2 separate regions of the Homo sapiens genome follow, and region 2 is linked to region 1. The links are chromatin loops, found by intact Hi-C in ENCODE. Cell type or tissue: B cell. All regions are shown on one strand. Links, peaks and the distances in the headings refer to the core of each region. The heading gives the core; the rest is flanking DNA.

Region 1 (10,133 bases), core at 3,709-6,208:
ATTCCATGAAGTGTCACTGGACCCAGATAACCTCAAAGACATTTTTGTTTAAGAAGCTATTCATCAAAGCAGATTAAAAATTAAGCAAACTAAATAATTCCTGGTGATCACTGTAACACTGACATAGATCAGTATCAATTTTTTCAAACTATATTTTCATTGCCAAAATTTAATATTAAGAAGTATCTTAAATTCAATACCTAAGCTAAATATCCAAAGTAATCTCTCATTTCCTATTCACTCCAATTTTTTTTTTTTTTTCTTGAGGCAGAGTCTCACTCAGTCACCCAGGCTGGAGTGCAGTGGCGCAATCTCGGCTTACTGCAAGCTCCGCCTCCCGGGTTCACGCCATTCTCCTGCCTCAGCCTCCCGAGTAGCTGGCACTACAGGTGCGTGCCATCATGCCCGGCTAATTTTTTGTATTTTTTTAGTAGAGACAGGGTTTCATCATGTTGGCCAGGATGGTCTCGATCTCCTGACCTCATGATCCGCCCACCTCGGCCTCCCAAAGTGCTGAGATTACAGGTGTGAGCCACCGCGCCTGGCCGATTTTTAAGTGTCAATCATCAAATCGATTCATCCCATGGATGATACAGTGTAACACAGTGAACACTATAATAGATACGAAAAGACTTAGATTCTGCTATTGCCCAACTTTAGCAACTTAGGCAGGTAAATCACTTCACTTCTCCGACCTTCAGTGTTATCGAAAGTAAAACAAGACTAGATAATCTGACTCTACATTCTATAAATTAGCTATTTTTATTTTATTTTTATTTATTTTTTTTTTTGAGAGACAGTCTTGCTCTGTCACCCAGTCTGAAGTGAGTGCACTGGCATGATCATGGCTCACTGCAACCTCAACCTCCCAGGCTCAGCTTCCCAAGTAGCTGGGACCACAAGCACACTCTGCTAATTTTTCAATTTTTTTGTAGAGATGGGACTCGCTCTGTTGTGCAGGTTGGTCTCAAACTCCTGGCCTCAAGTGGTCCTATCACCTCAGCCTCCCAAAGTACTAGGATTATAGGCATGAGCCACTGTGCCCTGCCATTAACATTTTATTTTAACCAATTTTGTTGTTTTTGAGATCGCTGTTAAATAAAAGTAACAGCAGGACATACGGAAGAAGCAAACTGTCTGAAGAACTCCATAGGAACATTCGCAGTGTTTCATACAGTCTCAGACTTTCAAATGCAAAGAAAAAAAAAATAGGTTGTATCTGAAGACTATTCTAGTAATATTTTGACCACACAAGCTACTGGGGTAGGAAAAAAATGGTAGAAGAACAGTATAAGTGTTCAAGGAAAAATGCCACCACAAGAAAACCAAAATAAAAAACAGATGCTCCACATACGGTTATTACTACATTACAGAAGCTTTTCATAGTTTTCCAGTGCTCTTAAAAAGTGCTAATAGAAAAAGAAACAAAATGTTTTCTTAACCATTTACATGTATACATGTATTTTTTGCATCCTCAAACCTGAAAAGGACCAAATATAAGATAATCTATAGGGCCGGGCACAGTGGCTCACACCTGTAATCCCAGCACTTTGGGAGGCCAAGGCGGGTAGATCATGAGGTCAGGAGTTCAAGACCAGCCTGACCAACACGTCTCTACTAAAAATACAAAAATTAGCCAGGCATGGTGGCGCATGCCTGTAATCCCAGCTACTCAGGAGGCTGAGGCAGGAGAATCACTTGAACCTGGGAAGCTGAAGTTGCAGTGAGCCTGAGATCACGCCACTGCCCTCCAGCCTGGGTGACAAGAGCGAGACCCTGTCTCAAAGGAAAAAAAAAGAAAAAAAAAAGATAATCTATAGACTGAGTTATTTGTGAATATAACTGATCTGCTCGACTATATTTTATAACTTTCTAGTATTTAGTAGTGTGCCAGAACATAAAAAGCACCTCATACTGGTTGAATATAAGTGAGTAAACAAAAATATATGAATCTCTAATCTACAAATAAGACTATACACAATAAATTCTGATCAATCTTTACTAGTTGTTTTATATCATAGTCTAGTAAAATCCAGTATCTTAAGTAAAAGAACAGATGGAACTAAATATGCAAGAGTTCCATCATTCCCAGGCATCAAGAAGAATTTGAAATTACAACTAAGATAGATCACAGAATACAATTAAAACCAAATAACCAAAACATATTTTTTAAAAAACAAACAGCCTGACACTCACCTACATCAACCCCCAGTCTATCCAAAGGCCTTTGCCTTCTACAGCAGATAACAAAGGTAAGAAAAGAAAATTTCACCAATTCATAACACAATTTTTTTTAATGCTTTTAAGGCCGGGTGCAGTGGCTCACCCCTATCATCCTAGCACTTTGGGAGGCTGAGACAGGCAGATCGCTTGAGCCCAGGAGCTCGAGACCAGCCTAGACAACATGGTCAAACCCTTTCTCTACAAACAAAAAAAAAAATTAACCAGGCGTGGTGGCCTGTGCCTGTAGTCCCAGCGACTTGGGAGGCTGAGGTGGAAGGATCACCTGAGTCCAGAGGTCAAGGCTGCAGCGAGCCACTGTATTTCAGCCTGGGCAAAAGAGACCCTGTCTCCAAAAAAAAAAAAAAAAAGCTTTAAAAAAGTTATTAACTAATCTAATCTTTCCTATAAGTTAATTTCCATCATTTCATTCTTTTTTGATTAAGAGGATAGGCAAAACACAAATTTTACTGTTTTTTAAATCCAACAAGTATTCAATTAAAAATAAGCCAGGCACGGTGGCTCACGCCTGTAATCCCAGCACTTTGGGAGGCCAAGGCAGGCGGATCACGAGGTCAGGAGATTGAGACCATCCTGGCTAACACGGTGAAACCCCGTCTCTACTCAAAGTACAAAAAAATTAGCCAGGCATGGTGGCACGCGCCTGTAGTCCCAGCTACTCGGGAGGCTGAGGCAGAAGAATTGCTTGAACCCGGAGGCGGAGGTTGCAATGAGCTGAGATTGCGCCACTGCACTCCAGCCTGGGTGACAGAGCAAGACTGTCTCAAAAAAAAAAAAAAAAAAAAGATAAAATCAGCGAAGGGCCTATCCTGCTCTCAAGAGATAAAATAGGTACATAAATACCTACAAGATAGAAAGTGTAAATGCCGCGAGAGATGTGCAGAAAAAGCATTACAGGAGCCCAGAGGGAGCTGTTACCACCTCACAGAAATATAACCCCTTCAATCTGTTTAAAACAATTTTATAACTATTAACTCCCTTTAGGCTCACAACAGCCAACCCTAGGAGAGTAGATGTTTACCTAATATTCAAGATGAGGAAACTGAAGCACAGAAAGGTTGATCAAGTTCCAAAATCACATAGTTAGAGCAAGAATCAAGATACTTTGTATTATATTTTCTCCGGGGGAGTAGTTCAACATATGGCAAGCCTTTTGTAAAAGGAAAGAGTATTTTAGTATTGTAAGTAATCAGTTCCTACTGTGAGCATTTTATACATAGCTATATCCATATATACAATTAATCTTGATTTCCATTAACAGGTGTGCTTAAAGCAAGGCCAAGCAACTGGGTACTATAAATATTAAAACAAATAAATAAACTTCCACCGGATGTTAACAGAAAAAGAAAAAAAGATACAAGATTTCTCTCTCCAGTAACTTGCGGTTACTTCTTCTGTAATTGTTACCCTTGTCTAAATAACATTCTAAAATTGGTCTGCTCCTGAGCCCGGGCAAGTACAAGTTGGTTCATCCAATAAATATCTTCATGAAAAGGTACATCAAAACATTTTAAAAAGCTATTAAAAATTAAACGATGCCATCAACTCTTCAGTTATCCACAGGACAATCACATGTGACCCAGCATCAGCAGCTATTGATCAAGATATATTGAACGAATGAATGAATCTTTGTAGGCATTTTTAAATCCCGGGCCTGTTGCTCCTTGCACAGTGCCATGTTCAGCCTTCCATCACTGCCTCACCAGGGTGCACACAAGGAATGTAAATTTCAATATAATTAGGATATAATTAGAGAAGCAAATCTGATGCAGGTTTACATACTAATCCCAAAGATTAGAATTACCTATACTACTACTCTCCAAGGTTAACTCTGTGGAAGAGGCACCGCAGCATGCAACATCACATAAAGAAAACTGACACTTCCTGAGCAAATAGTTTTCGTCCATATCACTTATTCCCATCCATTCCTTTAATACATGACTATTCCTGATCCAGTTAATTTGAAGAATTCAGTCTCCTCTCCATAAAGGCTGATTTCACAACTACAGTTTCTCAAATTCCTCTCTCCCCAAAAAGGGGTGCACTTACGGACTTCGCTTAAGAAAACACCAACAATAAACGGCAGAAGGTATAGTGTTCGGATCTTTGCCATCTCCACCAGTACCCAGCCTTCGCCATTACACCCTGAAGCGGTCTGTTAGAAAGGTGAACTAATTTACTCTGCACGCACTTGTCCATGGCTGTCAACCTCCGCAGCCCCTTCTACACTTCCAAGTCGGCCACCAACTCCGCCTCAGTGAGCCCAGGCCCGCCACCTGCGCCGGCCCCACCCGGGGCACCGGCTGCCCGCTCTCCCTCGCAGGCCCTGTAGGCTCCGCACGCCCCTCCGCACAGGACACCTCGGGGCCAGCCCCGGCCCGGCCACAGCCCATTCTTCCTCCAAACTCCATAAGCCTCCGCTAGCCCAGCCCGAGCTCCCCGCCGCGCCCGGCTCTCTCCTGGGCTGCCGAGTGGAAGAGGCCAGGCGGCCAGGACGGGTCCCGACCTGCCCAGGCCTGCGACACCCCCCGCCCGGCGGAGAAACCGTCCCAGCGGCTGCTGCCCCGGGAGCCCTCGGAAGCCCCCGGACTAGCAGGAGCCCGGAGGCCGGGGTTGCAGGCGCCAGGGCCTACTCACCGGGAGCTGGCTAAGCGTGGGAGCCGACGTGCGCCCCGGCCTGAGGAGTGGGACGCGGCCACGGCGCGCGGCCCTACACCGGGACCTCGTTCGGCGCGGCGAGTCGGACGCTCACTCCAGCCGCCGCCGCCGCCGCGGCTGCTGCTTCGCCACCTTGGCCGCCATCTTGACTCAACCCCTCTCCCTCCCCCCAGCCCGCGGAGCCGCGGCTAAGGCGGCTCCAGCGCCGGCTCCTCCTCCTTCCGGAGAGTTGGGAGACCAACTCCCTCCGCTGGCCGGGCGCCTCTCCTACCTCGGCGGAGCTTCCCGGGTCGCGCTGCGCCCGGTCTCTTCATGTCTCCTCTAGGCCTGGCAGCGGCGGTCCTCTCGGACGGATACGGGGCCGAGCAGCGCCCAGCCGGATCCAGCGCTGCTGCCATCGTGCCCTGGGCTTGTGCGCCCCCCGCCTGCCCGTCTGTTCCGCGCGCCCGAGGCCTTCCTCAGGCGTGGGAAAAGGAAAAACTCCAGGCCGTGGAAGGGACCCTGCAAACCCCTCCGCGGCGTGGTGGGGCGGCGGCGGCCTCCTCTGGCCGGAGCTGCGTACAGGGAAGCCGGTCCCCTCGTGGCTGGGAGCTGGAGGGGTGCATTTCGACCTGCCCAAGATACTTTCTAGGGCTCTGGCTGGAATTCGCACCAAGCCCTCACTGAAATGCTGGGCGAGGCCGATTTGTCCACGATGTTGCTCCTTAACCTTAAGTTACTTGCAAGAGGAGCCTGTGGCCCTCGCGACTGTTAAGTGCACGCTCAGCCTCACCCTGCTGGGGAAACGACGGTTCCTCGTAACCGCACGCATACGTTCCTTTAGAAAAGCCAGGCCCGACCGGACGCAGTGGGTCACGCTTGTAATCCCAGCACTTAGGGAGGCCGAGGCGGGCCATCACTTAAGGTCAGGAGTTCGAGACCAGCCTGACGAACATGGAGAAACCCCGTCACTACTAAAAATACAAAAATTAAGCGGGCGTGGTGGCGCGCGCCAGTAATCCCAGCTACTGGGGAGACCGAAGTGGGAGAATTGCTTGAACGCGGGAGGCTGAGGTAGCAGCGAACCTAGGTCGCGCCACTGCACTCCAGCCTGGGCGACGGAGCCAGACCGTTTCAAAAAAAAAAAAGAAAGGGCCGGGCGCGGTGGCTCAGGCCTGTAATCCCAGCACTTTGGGAGGCCGAGGCGAGCGGATCACGAAGTCAGGAGTTCGAGACCAGCCTAGTTAACATGGTGAAACCCCCTCTCTACTAAAAATACAAAAATTAGCTGGGCGTGGTGGCGCGCGCCTATAGTCCCAGCTACTCGGGAGGCTGAGGCAGAAGAGTCGCTTGAACCCGGGAGACAGAGGTTGCAGTGAGCCGAGATCGCTCCACTGCACTCCAGCCTGGGCGACAGAGCCTCTCAAAAAAAAAAAAAAAGGTAAAGAAAGCCATCCAAAAGTGAGAAGGAATAACAAAGTTGGTGTAACTGGCTATTTTGGAAAACTGTCATACGGATAACGGGCTGTCTAACCCTATAATTACGAGAAAGGCCCGAGTTTTAAGAAATGAATTCGAAAATGAAGAGGAAGGAACTCTTCCTATAAGTGGGAGCTTATATATAAGACGCTTCCTTTTAAACCGATTGTACAGTGTGGTAGGACTAGGGTAGGAAACTGGACGGCATGGAGACTTCTGTGTTAAAACACAAGAGAACCCTTAACGTTAAAACCTCAAGCTTCCGGAGCATGTCGGCGGGAGGGACTTAACAGCGGAACCCAACATTCCCCGGTGAAGTTTTCCAGCCGGAGTCAGGGTCAGAGGCAGCCTTTCCTACTGCGCAGGCTCAGTGCTGCTTACCCATCATGGAAGCAATGTGGCTCCTGTGTGTGGCGTTGGCGGTCTTGGCATGGGGCTTCCTCTGGGTTTGGGACTCCTCAGAACGAATGAAGAGTCGGGAGCAGGGAGGACGGCTGGGAGCCGAAAGCCGGACCCTGCTGGTCATAGCGCACCCTGACGATGAAGCCATGTTTTTTGCTCCCACAGTGCTAGGCTTGGCCCGCCTAAGGCACTGGGTGTACCTGCTTTGCTTCTCTGCAGGTAGGAGGCCATAGGAGGGGCGATGGGAGCCGGGGCTTTGAAAGGGATTTAAGTGCTAACCGATCTCAGTCGCCTTCTTCTCGAAGTTTTCCGTAGGGAGCTAAGTGAATACACCGAAGGTCTTACCTCTGAACCCCTCACAGCCTAGGGACAGGAGCGGCCGGCTTACCTGGTGGGTTGGGGGACGTCGGCAGCTCGCGTACTACGCCAGCAGGATTGAGGAGCAGAGAAACAGTTGCAGTTGGTTGTATTCAGTACCTGCATTTCCGTTGGGAACTCCACCTGTACTTGTTATTCTGTGGAACTTTTTTTTATTTGTAGAAGGAGCAAGAATATTGACCTTACTATATAGCACACGAAACAATCTATGCTGTATCGTGCCTGCTCAATCCTTAAAGTTAACTTCTAATGATAGTAAAAGACCTTCCTGCTGCCTTTAAAATGCAGCTTGTGCTAGTAACATGCATGTGTCAAATTGAAGAATTAGACATAGATGACTAGATAGAAAGTAATTTTGTAGGTAATTTTAGAGTTCAACTCCACCCAGCTTTCAGTGAAGGAACCTTTCAAATAATAGATTTTTGCTTACCATAGAGAAAAGATCAAATGACAAAGCAAATATTGACCATTAAGCTGGAATATGGTGATAATTGAACAGTTGTATAAATGAAGTAATTGAATTGTACACATACAATGGGTGAATTTTATGGCATGTCAAAGTATACCTCAATAAAGCTATTTTTTTAAATTGCCCATGACCTCTTTTCCCATTTGTTTGTGTGTCTTTCCAATTCTTTTTCTATACAGCTTCTTCACAGAAATCACATTTTATAAAATTTTATATCGTTTTTACTCGACATTACTTTTTCATTTATTTACCAAATACTTATTAAACATTTATGTGCTAGGCCTTATTCTATGCCCTAGGGATACAAAAGTGGAAAGCTAGATAAGAGCAGTGTCCTCATGAAACTTTAAACATCTACCTATATTAATTAGATCTAAATGTATAGCCTGTTAAATGGCTTCATCGGGATAAACCTTAATCATCCCTTATTGTTTGTACATTCAGAGGGTTTTTTCCTAGTTTATTGCAAAGAGCAGAGAACATCTTTATGTATTTTATATTATTTCATGAGTATTAATTTTTAAAATTGGCTGTTTTTAGGCTTTGCATTGCAAAACACATTCCCAAAAACAAAATGCCAACTTACTCTTTTTTTTTTTTTTTTTTTCTGAGATAGTCTCGCTCTGTTGCCCAGGCTGGAGTGCCGTGGCGTGATCTCGGCTCACTGCAACCTCCACCACCCGGGTTCAAGTGATTCTCCTGCGTCAGCCTGCCAAGTAGCTGGGTTTACAAGCGCATGCCACCACACCTGGCTAATTTTTGTATTTTTAGTAGAGATGAGGTTTCACCATGTTAGCCAGGCTGGTCTCAAACTCCTGACCTCTAGTGATCCACCTGCCTTGGCCTCCCAAAGTGCTTGGGATTACAAGTGTGAGCCACCATGCCTGGCCTACCTATTTACATTCTTACTGGCACTAATGAGAGTATCTGTCTTAATATACTACTTTCTGTAGCATTGACTGACATTTTTTATAAATTTTTTTTTTTTTTTTTTTGAGACGGAGTCTTGCTCTATCGCCTAGGCTGGAGTGCAGTGGCGCAATCTCGGCTCACTGTAAGTTCTGCCTCCTGGGTTCACGCCCTTCTTTCTGGGACTACAGGCGCCCGCCCGCCACCATGCCCAGCTAATTTTTTTATTTGTTTTTAGTTTTTAGTAGAGACGGGGTTTCACTGTGTTAGCCAGGATGGTCTTGATCTCCTGAACTTTTGATCTGCCCGCCTCAGCCTCCCAAAGTGCTGGGATTACAGGCGTAAGCCACCACACCTGGCCATTTTTTATAAATTTCTTAATTTGTTTAGTATCTTCTCCCCCAAAAACCTTTGTTACCAGTAAAAGTAAACCATTTTACATATTTATTAAGAATTGGAGCCCAAGCACTTTTCTTCTAAAATTTATGCTCTGTTAAGAATATTAATTGCAAATAGTTACAAGTAATGCCACCATTTTTTCTTAGCTTCTAGGTTTGGTGGGGGGTTTTTTGTTTAGTTTTCTTTTTGAGATGGAGTCTCACTCTGTCACCCAGGCTGGAGTGCAGGGGCGCAATCTCAGTTCACTGCAACCTACGCCTCCTGAGTTTAAGCAATTCTCTTACCTCAGCCTCTCGAGTAGCTGGGACTACAGTGTGCACCACATGTTGGGCTAATTTTTGTATTTTTGGTAGAGCTGAGGTTTTGCTGGGATAGCCAGGCTAGTCTCGAACTCCTGACAAGTGATCCACCCACCTCGGCCTCCCAAAGTGCTGGGATTACAGGTGTGAGCCACCACACCCGGCTGGCCAGCTTTTAGTTGTATTTGTATTTTATATTACAACTATAGGAGTCAAATTATAAGCAAATTTGTTACAAGGTCTTCAAAAGAAGCCTGGATTTTATTTGCAAAACATTATAGGTATAGCTGTTTAATAAACTTACCCTTATTTTCAATAGGTTCATAAAAATTTGGGACCAGAATTGAAAATTTTTTCAAATAAAAAATATAGGCCGGGCATGGTGGCTCATGCCTGTAATCCGAGCACTTTGGGAGGCCGAGGCGGGCAGATCATGAGGTCAAGAGATCAAAACCATCTTGGCCAACATGTTGAAACCCCGTCTCTCCTACAAATACAAAAATTAGCTGGCTGTGGTGGTCCACGCCTGTAGTCCCAGCTACTCGGGAGGCTGAGGCAGGAGAATCACTTGAACCCAGGAGGCGGAGGTTACAGTGAGCTGAGATCGCGCCACTGCACTCCAGCCTGGCAACAGAGGGAGACTCCGTCTCAAAAAATATATATAGAGAGAGAGAGCATGCACTTGGCACTCAATGTTTTTATTGTATTTCATTATTTCCTCTGAATCCATTTTGTTTTTTATTGTATGTTATTTATTCTTTATTTGTGTTTTTTTAAATTGTTATTTTTTTTTTTTTTTTTTTTTTTTTTGAGGCAGAGTCTCACCCTGTCTCTCAGGCTAGAGTGCAGTGGTTCGATCTTGGCTCACTGCAACATCTGCCTCCCAGGTTCAAGCGATTTTCCTGCCTCAGCCTCTGGAG
Region 2 (2,500 bases), core at 1-2,500, 200 kb after region 1:
TTTAAGCGATTCTCCTGCCTCAGCCTCCCAAGTAGCTGGGATTACAGGCACGTGCCACTACGCCTGGCTATTTTTTTTTATTTTTAGGAGAAATGGGGTTTTGCCATATTGGCCAGGCTGGTCTCGAATTCCTCACCTCAAGTGATCCACCTACCTTGGCTTCCCAAAGTGCTGGGATTACAGGTATGAGCCACCGCGCCTGGACTAATTTTGTATTTTTAGTAGAGATGGGGTTTCACTATGTTGGTCAGGCAGGTCTGGAACTCCTGACCTCAGGTGATCCACCCACCTCAGCTTCCCAAAGTGCTGGGATTACAAGCGTGAGGCCTATTATAATTGATTTAAATCTAAACAGTCATTGTGGCTAGTGACTATCTTATTGGATGGCGCAGGCCTAGAGTGTAATGTGCATGACAGGGTTGCCATGAGTGACGGATAGCGATGGAGAAGGGCATCTGGACTTTGAGGGCTCATGGTATGGAGTTTGCATTTTATTCCAAGCACCATGGGTGAGGTTTTGTGATTAAGTCAAGGCGTTAGGTGACCTGGTTTTCTTTTTTTTTCTTTTTTGACACAGAGTCTCGCTCTGTTGTCCAGGCTGGTGTGCAGTGGCACAATCTCAGCTCACTGCAACTTCCGCCTCCCAGGTTCAAGCGATTCTCCTGCGTCAGCCTCCCAAGTAGCTGAGATTACAGGTGCCCACCACCATATCCAGCTAATATTTGTATTTTTAGTAGAGATGGGGTTTTGCCATGTTAGCCAGGCTGGTCTTGAACTCCTGACCTCAAGTGATCCATGCACCTCGGCCTCCCAAAGTGCTGGGATTACAGGTGTGAGCCACTGCGCCCGGCCCTGGTTCCCATTTTTAAAAGGTCACTTCAGTTGCTATAAGGAGAAATGGATTATGAGTGTGGGGCAAGAATGAAGCAGGGAGACCAGTTTGGAGGTGGCTGCAGTTGCCCAGGGGAGCAGTGATAGTGGCTTGGACCACTCAGAAAGACAAATTTTGGAGGAAGAGCTGATGCCAGGTTTTGGGAGTGAGGGAGAGAGATTCCTAGGGCTACTTCGGTGGTGGTTGGGTCCCCAAGCTCCAAGACTGAGTCCAGACCAGGGCCCCGTTGGTGGTGAGGTCTGATTTTAGCAGTGCGTGCCCACCTCCTTGTCTCCACCTGCTGGCTGGTGCTTGGAGCACCTTTAGGGGAACTTTAGCCATCAGAGTCCTGGGGTCAGGAGGCTGGGAGAAGGTCCTGGGAGGTGGGAAAGTCCCCCAACTGCTGGGTGGATGGGTGGGTGGGACTGTGTTCCCAGGGGCATCTGCTGGGCTGAGCCTCTCCCTGGGGGCTGTCCACATCAGCTTTCTCCCCTGCCATGGGTCAACTCAGGCCCATTTATGGGCCACACGGCTGCTTGGAAGGCATGTGGTGGAGAAGGGGAGGAGATAGCTGTCAGTGGACTTGGGGAAGAATCCCCCATCCATGGCAGCTTCCATGGGTGGCAAGTCCCCAGCATCCAAGGGCTGCCTCTGAGTGTCACCCACCCCCACCTGAGACCTTAGTGGCTAGAAGGGGGAGGGGTGGGGGTGGAGCCTGATTCGCAGCAGGGTGTGTCCAGATGGTCAGTCTCTGGTGGCTAGCCTGTCCTGACAGGGGAGAGTTAAGCTCCCGTTCTCCACCGTGCCGGCTGGCCAGGTGGGCTGAGGGTGACCGAGAGACCAGAACCTGCTTGCTGGAGCTTAGTGCTCAGAGCTGGGGAGGGAGGTTCCGCCGCTCCTCTGCTGTCAGCGCCGGCAGCCCCTCCCGGCTTCACTTCCTCCCGCAGCCCCTGCTACTGAGAAGCTCCGGGATCCCAGCAGCCGCCACGCCCTGGCCTCAGCCTGCGGGGTAAGTCGGTGGGCAATGCTGGGGACGTTGGAGGGGGCCGGGTCTCCAAGCCTGACAGTGAATGATGGGGTGGGGAAGGCCTAGTGGGCTCCTGGCTTCTACAGCCTGGAGCCAGGGTCTGTGTGGGGCTCCAGCACCCTCTCCCTGGACCTCCACACCCCTTCCTCTGCTGCCAGGGTGGGTGAGGGTCCCAGGAGGTGGGGTGGGGGCTGGACAGACAACTGTTGCTGCTGGGGCTTGGGAGTCTAGGGCTGGAGGAATGGGCCAGGGTTTGGTTGGGGACACAGATGGGCTAAACGGTATGAAACGGAAAGAGCACCCTTCTGCCCCAGTGTGTGTAGAAAGGGTGGTGGGTCACATCTGCAAACTGAGGCAGCCAGGCAGCTCCCCACCTCCCATGTTTCCATGGGAAAATACCCCACCCGGGTCCCCAGGGCCTGGTCCCAGCCTACCCTCTCCACTTCCCTCTGCTGGTGCCGCTCCTCTCTGCTCTCTGCCCCCTGCCCCCTGCCCCCTTCTCCACCCTTCTGTCTCCTTACCACTCTTTGACTCCTTCTTCTTTCTGATCCTGCTCACTGGGCCCATGAGGGTTCCCCAACCCTGACCGAGGCCCCACCCTT

What was found. Peaks named below come from ENCODE experiments on the same cell type or tissue, not always from the same donor. Only the 100,000 strongest peaks of a DNase experiment are listed, where the experiment ranks them.
Region 2: a loop joins it to region 1, with 2.8 times the contacts of the local background. A loop is called at or near these places in 4 of 110 quality-filtered maps.

What each region holds. Positions count from the first base shown.
Region 1 is chr17:16,210,484-16,220,616 of GRCh38, forward strand. NCOR1 (nuclear receptor corepressor 1) reads right to left here and starts at 5,051. Exons shown (of 46, transcript NM_006311.4): 1 at 4,879-5,051. PIGL (phosphatidylinositol glycan anchor biosynthesis class L) reads left to right here and starts at 6,727. Exons shown (of 7, transcript NM_004278.4): 1 at 6,727-6,978. The coding sequence starts at 6,744. RefSeq lists enhancers at 3,847-4,763, 4,764-5,679, 5,257-5,316, 6,503-6,752 and a silencer at 4,517-4,986. In B cell, for the core only: CTCF peaks have their summits at 5,213 and 5,412 (motif pointing left); a DNase peak (open chromatin) is centred at 5,098; H3K4me3 peaks cover 2,404 bases; H3K27ac peaks cover 2,500 bases.
Region 2 is chr17:16,413,954-16,416,453 of GRCh38, forward strand. TRPV2 (transient receptor potential cation channel subfamily V member 2) reads left to right here and starts at 1,618. Exons shown (of 15, transcript NM_016113.5): 1 at 1,618-1,880. RefSeq lists an enhancer at 1,449-1,568 and a silencer at 2,289-2,408. In B cell, for the core only: CTCF peaks have their summits at 1,180 (motif pointing left) and 1,383; DNase peaks (open chromatin) are centred at 1,168 and 1,718; H3K4me3 peaks cover 1,361 bases; H3K27ac peaks cover 1,461 bases.